Linked DNA regions of Homo sapiens: region 1 is linked to region 2. Evidence: chromatin contacts called from ENCODE Hi-C or POLR2A ChIA-PET data. All regions are on one chromosome and are shown on one strand. Each heading gives the region's core, a stretch centred on a gene start or an enhancer-like site at or near the end of the contact. The rest is flanking DNA. Distances are from core to core; before and after follow the strand shown.

Evidence for each region. Hi-C counts contacts between places; a loop is a spot of excess contacts on that map. ChIA-PET counts read pairs that join two places held with the same protein, here RNA polymerase II (POLR2A). Pooled maps may share reads with other maps.
Region 1: a pooled map shows a loop between it and region 2 (2.8-fold over the local background). The contact joins the promoter of PLEKHD1 here to the promoter of DCAF5 in region 2. A Hi-C loop is called at or near these places in 3 of 50 pooled maps. POLR2A ChIA-PET finds 5 or more read pairs at or near these places in 2 of 52 experiments (CD8-positive, alpha-beta T cell and HCT116).

Annotation. Positions count from the first base shown.
Region 1 is chr14:69,483,071-69,487,376 of GRCh38, forward strand. PLEKHD1 (pleckstrin homology and coiled-coil domain containing D1) reads left to right here and starts at 1,658. Exons shown (of 13, transcript NM_001161498.2): 1 at 1,658-2,044. The coding sequence starts at 1,896.
Region 2 is chr14:69,150,878-69,155,037 of GRCh38, forward strand. DCAF5 (DDB1 and CUL4 associated factor 5) reads right to left here and starts at 2,242. Exons shown (of 9, transcript NM_003861.3): 1 at 1,888-2,242. The coding sequence starts at 2,101. RefSeq lists silencers at 557-1,016, 1,177-1,226, 2,047-2,686.

The DNA of each region.
Region 1 (4,306 bases), core at 408-2,907, 330 kb after region 2:
CCCACCTCCTCCCACCTGATGGAGCCAAGCCCCGGGCCCTGTGTTAAGGCTTGGCCTGAGATGTTCTGCATGGGGGCCTGAGCCATGAGAGAAGTGCAAGGAATTCAGATGGGCACTTCTTGACAGTGAGCAACAAGGGGATGCTGTCTGAGCTTGGGAACCCCAGAGGGGGTTAAGGGAAGAGTACCAGGGTGATGATTAGCTAGAGTCATAAAATGGGGAGATCTAGCATGGCCTTGGGGAACATCTAGTGGGCGTCACACATCCAAATGCCTGCAGAGGGGCCAGGCAGGTCAGACAATAGGGGATGATGGGGCCTGTGGGGATGCGCCTTTAGGCATTACATTCAAAGACTTAAGTCTACTGTGCAGAGGTGGTAAGAATGATACAAGTGGTTGTTGTTGGGGGGCTGATTGACTATAAAGGGGCATGAAGAAACTTTCTGCAGGTGATGGAAATGTTCTGTCTGTTGCTTTGGGTGGGGTTACATCTTATATACCTTCATCAAAGAAATAACTTAGATGTGTGCATTTTACCATGAAGTATACCTCAATTTAAAAACTTGGGGCAAATTCATAAAGCAATGTGGATCTGGCTCTCGGGCTAACCATTTGTAAACTTCTGTTGCAATCCGACTTCCAGAGGCGTCCTTGGCTCCTCATCTTGGAAAAGCGCGACTGCGGCGTGGTCTGGCGGGCGGCCGCTCACTGCGCGGTCTCCACGCCTGGCAGGTGGCGCGGGGCAGGCAGCTGTGCCAGCCTAGCATTTCCACCTGCCGGGAGGAGGCGGTCCCCTGGGGCCCGGCCGGCATCTCCCTGGCCTGAAAATGAGCCGGTCACCCCAAACGCCAACTCCGAAAGGAGCGGAAGCGGATGGAACAGCTGGTCCCAGGGAGCGCGGGCCAGGCGCGCAGATAAATCACGGACACACACTGCACGGATAGCTCCAGACTGGCGTTGAGTGCCAAATGCCGACACAGACACGGTCAGGTTCCAGGAAGAGAAATCCGATCCGATGCGCGCTAGGCGGCGGCGGCGGAGCACAGTGAAACCCACCTGAGGGGGAAGGGTTGGGGGGAACCCAATCTTGATGGAGCCCCTCCCCATGCGGGCACTTTGGGCACTTCCTGAAGTCCTACCTGGCCACCCGCCTGCCCGGGGCATCAGGCATCGCCACTTCACTGGGGAGAAAAGCCAGACCGCCGCAGTTCACGGAGCGGTAGGAATTGCGGTGGAATTCCAGGCCGGAGTGTGTGACCCTACGCCCTAGCTCCGTCCTCTCCTCCACCCCGAGGCGAGCAGGTGTCTGCAGGAGTGCCTCCAACCCCATTGCAAAGCGGACGTGGCCCTCGTCTCGATGTCGGCGCTGCTCGCCGAGAGGGACCCCGGGGTGGTGTTGGGCGCGCGGGGCGGGGACGGGGACGCGCTGCGGCCAAGTCCCCGGGCCCTGCGACCCGCAGGGACCTTCTGGACGCACGGAGCCCGGCCCTCCAGCCGGCGCCCGCCCTGATTGGCGCCCGAGGCCGGCCTCCCGCCGGCTCACCTGCCACTCCCAGCCAATCGGGGCCACCAGAATTGGGGCTGTCGCCGGGGGGGTGGGTGGCTAGGGCGGGAGGGGAGGAGATGCTGCCGGCCCGAGGCTGAGCCACCCTCCCCGCGGAGTTCCCGCCCGGCCCTCTGCAATCCGGAGCCCAAGCCGCCGGCTACGCGCCCTGCGCCCCCTTGGTGCCGCGTCCAGTGCCCAGCGCGCTTTGATGCTGCAGCTCCGGGCCGGGCCGCTCTGCTTCTCTGCTCGCTGGGACGCTCTCCGACGGCTCCGCCCTCGCCTCTCGCCCCGAGTCCCTGCTGACCCCGGGGAGGTGGGGTCCGGGCCGGGCACAGCCCCGCTGAGGCAGGATGTTCACGTCCAAGTCCAACTCGGTGTCGCCCTCGCCGTCCCTGGAGCAGGCTGACTCGGACGCCCTGGATATCAGCACCAAAGTGCAGCTCTACGGCGTGCTGTGGAAGAGGCCTTTCGGCAGGCCGTCGGCCAAGTGGTCCCGGCGGTGAGTGCGCCCCCGCGCCCCAAGGAGACCGCCGGGGAGAGAGCCTGGGCGTCGTTACCCCTCCCACCCCCTCCAGTCGCCGTCGTGCCTCTGCTTTCCTGTGTGACCTTGGCGTCACCCCTTTTCACTCTACACTGGCTCCCGCAGGAAAATGTGGACCATAGTCTGGGCCGGGAGAATGGAGATGGGGCCCCTGCCCTGGGGCGGTGGCAAATTCTCTATGGAATGAACCTGACCCTCGAGTGGGAATGTTGGGTGTGGGCAGAAGAGACCGTGGTCGGGGTGGGATCCCAGCTAGGTCAGATCAGGCCAGACTGAGGGGAGGCAGAAACTCCATCTCTAGCCAAAGATGCCCCCAACCCCGGGACCCCCACTGTCAATTCCATCGTCTTCACAACCCCTGACCCAGGCCGCGAGGACCGGGCCTGAGTGTCTCCCTCCCGCCAACCACCCACCCTTAAGACGGAGAGGGACCTGGCCCTTCTGAAAGGCTCAGGCTAAGGAGGGAGGAAGGGCCAGGAAGGGTGCTTGTCCATGGGGAAGTGACCTTGGCAACCCCTCCAACTGTCCCTTGAAATAATTTTTTTAAAAGTGAGCACAGGGAAGAGAGATTCTAGTGCTTCAGACGGAGGAGCTGGAAAGGAGGGAGGCAGCTGGAGTGAAGGAGGGGATAGATTGGTTCTGCCAAGGATTGATCCTCTGAAAGGGGTGGTGGAGAGAGACAGGGTAGTCCCAACCATCCTTCAGCCCCAGCTGCCTGGTCCCCAACTCAGACGCGACTCCGCGGACATCGGTAGCCACTCTCCACTTACAAATTAGCCTGGGAGGTATTGAGGGAAGAGGGAGTTCACAGCCCTGGACTTGCAGGAAGCTCCCAACTGGCTGCAGGTGCTGTGGGCCATTTTCTGGACAGTTTCCACTCTCCAGTCAATTTCAGTTCTGAGATTCACTACTGGTATGGCCTGGAGAATGCAGACCCTGTCCAGCCCTTCCGCGGAGGTGTGACCCTTCCAGGAAACCAGGGGTATCCAGATGCCCCTTCCCCATCCCACACTCTATGAGTCTGCCCCTGAGCAGAGGGGGCCTCCAATGTTCCCAGGACCACAGATCATGTGGATGTGGTAGTGGTGGGTGCTGATGTTCTGTTCTGATGAATAATTTAATGTTTCTATAAGACCGCAGAACAAATGGAGCTGTGGACAGTAGCTCACATTTTATATCTCTGGTTTCATGTTGTTTTGTTGCTTCTGACAGGTTTCTCTCTGGGATTTAATGGGATACAGGCTTCTTGAGTTCCTCCAAAGTTCAGCTTATCTCTGACCCCCTAAATGAAGGCTTGGAGCAACATGGAGTGTATTTGGGGAGCTTCCAGTATTGTGCTATGTGAGCTACAGCCCCCAGGGCCAGGAGAGCTGGGGTGGAAAGGCTGTGTGTAGATTCAAGCACAATTAGCAGAATATCTCCCCCCACCACCCATCTTTCTTCTGCCTCAGCAGCTCCAGATAGTTAATCTTTCTTTTCTATTGGGTCTGGCTGCTGTTCTGGGTCCTGTCAACCAAGACTTCTCTTGCCAGACATTTTCACCTGACAGCATCCCTAGAAAATGCTAGGTGCTTGTGACCCCCAGGGTATGTCCCCTGGTCCTCCCCTTCACCACTGCAGGTACATTGGGAAACTGGTCTCTGCACCTACAGTTGATTCCAGGGCTAGGAAGTGTCAGGAGTACAGGGCATAGGCCCCCAGCTAAAAGCACAATGGTAGTGCCAAGGAGGCTTGGAGAGGTTTAGTGTCCCCCACCCAGAGACTCCATCTTCTCCTCCATCCACTACCGTGGCCCCCAAAGCCACCCGAAACGATGCAATCAGAGTCTGAGCAGTATGTATGCTCTGCTAATACAGCTAAAAGTCAAGTCCTTTAGCCTCCTTCCAAGGAGATTGTTACCTGGGTTCCCTTCCTTTGTAGGAATTTCAGAGCTGCCACTGTGCAAAGACTACCTGGGGCTCAAGAAAGAACTAACATCCCACCTGCCCATTCTAGGCCTCTGTGTTCTCAGTTCTGGGAATACACAACACACACACACACACACACACACACACACACACACACACACGCTATTTAGTCTTGGGTCAGTGACAGAGCCAGCCAGAGAGGGCCTGGGTGTGGGGGAGAAAGATGCTCAGCTCAGCCCCCTCTCACTTCCCATCAGGGCCCCCTGGGCCCCAGCTTCCCATTTGTAAAGTAGAGTCTGTGGGCTCAGCTAAT
Region 2 (4,160 bases), core at 992-3,491:
GAGTGATACCCTGTCTCAAATAAATACGTAAATAAAGGTGTGTCAAGCTGGGCAACGTGTGACTACTTACAATTCCGTTAACATGATTAGTTCAGTTGTCTCTAAAAGAGTACCCCCAAACTCCCTCACTCGGTAGGTAAAGTTTACTTGTGTCTGGGAACTTCTCTGTTGTAATACATCGGGAGTTTTATGAATACATAAAAAACAACAGCAGGGAAACTGGGAGCTAGGTCTATAAAGAAGAGGTCTTCCCCCATTTTTGCTCTTCAAATTTATTTGATAAAATTTTATACGGTGCTGTGGGGGAAGGAGGCTTTTGTCTGAAAGATCAGGTTTCTTCAGAGGATGATCTAGGGCCAAAATCTACCTAGTCAAAGAGAAAACGATCTGGGGTACAAAAGTCAAGTCAGTTCTGGACAGACCCCAGAAGGTTTATCATAAAATGATCACAGAAGACCTTTCTCTTTGCTACCCCCAAATTGGACTGTACGCCCCATGTCACTTCCGAAGGTTACTCGCGAAGACGGATGCTTTGCCAAGATCCCAGAAGTTTCTGGCGAGCTGCTCACGGACACAAATTAGAAAGACATTCAGGGACCGACCTGGGTGAAGCTAAGCGCCACGTCCAGCGCTGGGTTCCCCCTTCATCCCTCCCAATATAGGAAAAGGGACAGAAGAGGGCAGCAGCCAAGCAGGAACGCCCAATCAGCCGTCTTCACCCCCCCTCCCCTGAGCCAGGTTTCGGGGAGCCGCCCCCTAGCCCTCACGTAGGCCCATTCCCACCCGCCCCTGCCCTGGGCCCGCGACCCCAGGGAGGAGGGGACGACGGCGGCGAGCGCCCCCACCGGCAGCAGGCGCACCTCCCCAGGGGCAGCTGTCGCCGCGGCCCGCGGGGCCCGGGCCTCCCCGGGAGCAATAGGCTATCGATTCAGCTGCCTGTCGCTAGGAGCCCCGGGAGAGCGAGGCCTACACCGCCCGGCCGGAGCCCCGGCCTCGATTTCGCCACTTTCCCCAAACCAGAGGGAGAGCCCGGGGGCAACCAGGCCCGTCTGGGCGAGAGGGAGGAGAAGCAGAGACCACTTGCAACAGCGGCCGCGGGAAACGGGGTGCGGGGCGCCGGGCTCCCGCCAACAAGTCTCCCGGGGGTCCCCCACCCTACCGCCTGCCTCGCAAGTTGCGCATTCAAGTTCAGGCTGGTGCCCTTTAGCCTCCACAGCCCTCGCCACTCTCGAAACTGTATTAAAAACAAGACGCAGAAGAGGCCACAACCGAACGAAAGGCGATGGTGCTGGGCCTCTAAGAGCGCCGAGGGGGGCGGCCCACAGCGACCCTACCGCCCCAGTCACTTCCCCTCTGCAGACCCCGCCAGCCCCCGGGTCGCAGCCCCCGGCCCCTCGGCGTCCGGGTCTGTCACCGCCCGCTTCCCAGCCCCAAGACCCCTTTTCCTTAACGCCGGCGACGGGGGCTTCAGCTCCCCCTTGCCTCCGGCGCTCCTCGGCCTCCTCACCCTCCACATCCCCAAAATGCCCCCAGCACCTTTTAAAGTACGCGGAGGAAGAGTTTGCCGTCAAACTTTGTAGAGCGGTAACCTCGCCCCCCTCCCCGACCTACACTTTCAGGGCAGGCATCAGGAGAGATCACTTTGCACTTGGGATAAAGCGAATTAAGGAGCTGTCAACCATTTTAGGTCTTTTTTATAGAAGACATCCTCTCCTTCCCCTCCCCCTGCAATGGTTTTAATTTGACACCAAACCTTCCCACCGCAGAAGGGGGTAGAGAAAGGGAGGGGGTGGGGACAGAGGGCAGGAGGAGGGTGACGGGGGAGAGCGAGAGGGGGAGGCTGGGAGGGTGCGGGGAGGCGCGGGGAGGGGAAGGGGGTTGATTTACCTGAGACCAGCCACTGGCCTCCATTGTTGGAGAATTCAATGGCATTGACACAGCCGAAGTGGCCGAGGAGGTCCTTCTTGTAGAGGTTTCTGCAGCCCCGCAGGCGTCTCCTCTGAAAGTCCTGAGTGAGCAGGGGGTCCCCATGCAAGCCCCGCTGGGACAAGAAGCCCACCACTGACCTCATGCTGCCCCCCAGGCCAGCTCTCCTCTTCATGCTGGAACCGCCGCCGCCGCCGCTCGCGCCGCCGCCCCTCCCTCGGCCTCACGCGCGGCCGCTGCTCCCCCCACCCGGCCCTCCCCCCGCGCTGCGATCCGGATGGTTCTTTAACCAGCCATGGCAGGCAGAGCGAGGTGTGCAGACACTCGGCGGCGTTCGCGGCTTCCTGACGGTCCCCTCCCTCTCCTTCCCCCCGAGGCTCCTCCCTCTGCCTCTCCGCCTCCTCCAGCAGCTGATCCTCAGCTGCCGCCGCGCTTCCGCGATGCGCGGCCCTTCCGCCGGCTGCGGGGCCCCGAGAACGCGGCGTCGGCGCCCCTCCCCTCCGCGGGGGGCTGGCCGGAAGAACGCGGGCGGCCGGCCCGGAGACCACGGGCGCCGGCTGCTTTCCCAGTTGAGCCGCTTCCCGCCTGGGGACCTGGGTGGCGCCGGGCGGAGACCCCTCTGCACCCCAGCGCCCCGCACTCCGCGGAGTTGAATGCGCGTAACAATCCGAGTGGCCGCCGGGCTTTGGCTCGCCTTCCTCCCGCGGGGACCCGCGGGCCGGCTGCTGCCCGGAGGCCAGCGCCCGTACGAGTTCGGGGAAAATGCGGCTGGAGTGGGGGAAGGTGCGGGCGGGGGCTCCGGCCCTCCTTCCTCTGCTGGCCTCTGCCTTGGGCAGTCCGGCCCTGCCCGAGGCGGGGGAACCGGGAGGTAGGGCCGCACACTTGGAGGAACGTTGCCTGGGGGTTTTGTTCGCGCACCCGCCCCTTCCCCTCTCCCGGTAAATGTTTAACACCACCGCTCATCCCCAAGTCCAGTTCTCTAACTCTTCCTTCCTCCGGTCCTTTAGTTGAAAAAGGCTAAATTGTTCCGTCTGGCAGATTAGAGTGGTACATGGGGGGAAAGAGAAAGGGATAAAGAAGTAGGAAGAAAATTGCCAAAACCGAGTTGATGAAGTCCCGAGAAGCACGAGGTACTTCTCTCCGTTCCAGATAAATTTGCACGACACAAGAAGCGTGATTTGAAACTAACGATATATGTTATTTAATTGGGTTCGGTGAGCTCCTCTTAAAGGTCTCGAGTGGGGAGCACTGAGGTTGGACAGCTGTTAACCAGCAGCTGCGCTCCAGGCCAGAAGTGGCTGCACTTCAGTAGGATGGGAGTCACCGCGTTGACCCTAGTGGGTGTTAAATGCTTTGGAATTCTACCAGATACAGTTAAAAGTCCCCTTTTCGATGTATTATAGTACTTTTCCTGGAAGCTATCCTCTGTCATTAAGTGGTAATAAGCTACTGAAATAGGCACTTGTCAGTTTTGCCCTTTCAAGTTAGCAGGAATTACATCCTCTGGACCAGAGATGGCACAGGAGCAGTTGAGTAGAATCATCATTGAAAGATGGGCTGTACATCTCTGATCTGGGGAAAATAATAATAATTTTTTTTAAAAAAAAAGATCGGCTGAACATGGAAGAGGTTTACCCGTCAAACAAAATTATTTACTTCTACTTTTTGTTCAGTGACAATACGATTAATCGTACTAATAACAAATATGCAAATGTTTCATATAAAAGTACATATTCTAGCAAACATTACTAAACAGAAACCAAATTCCATCAGAACTTGGGGAAAAGGGCAAAAAATAAATAAATTTTTAAAAGAAAGAAATCAAATTCCAAAAATGTGAATTTTAATGGAATATTGTTCCCCTAAATAGGAAACTATGTGGTACTTAAAAGGTTTTATCCTCAGGATGCCTTCTAATAATCCTTTGTGTTTATTCATTATAATCACCACCTAAAAATTAGTAGCAGTATACCAGCTTTATTAAAGATGTATAGCACCAAACATCCTTCTGTCATTGCAATGTCAAAATGTGTAATTAATCATTTATTTTTGTGATGATATGAGTCTCCCCACTCTGCTGTAAGTTCTCTGAGAGCAGGGACTACGTCTGTTCTGCTCAAGGGTGTATGCCTGGAGCCAGTACTTGCTGGCACTAGTGGCCGCTTTAATACTTGCTGAATTCATGAATGTACTTAGGGAGTGGGGAGGAGTTTGAAGGGAAAGGTCGTGCTTTC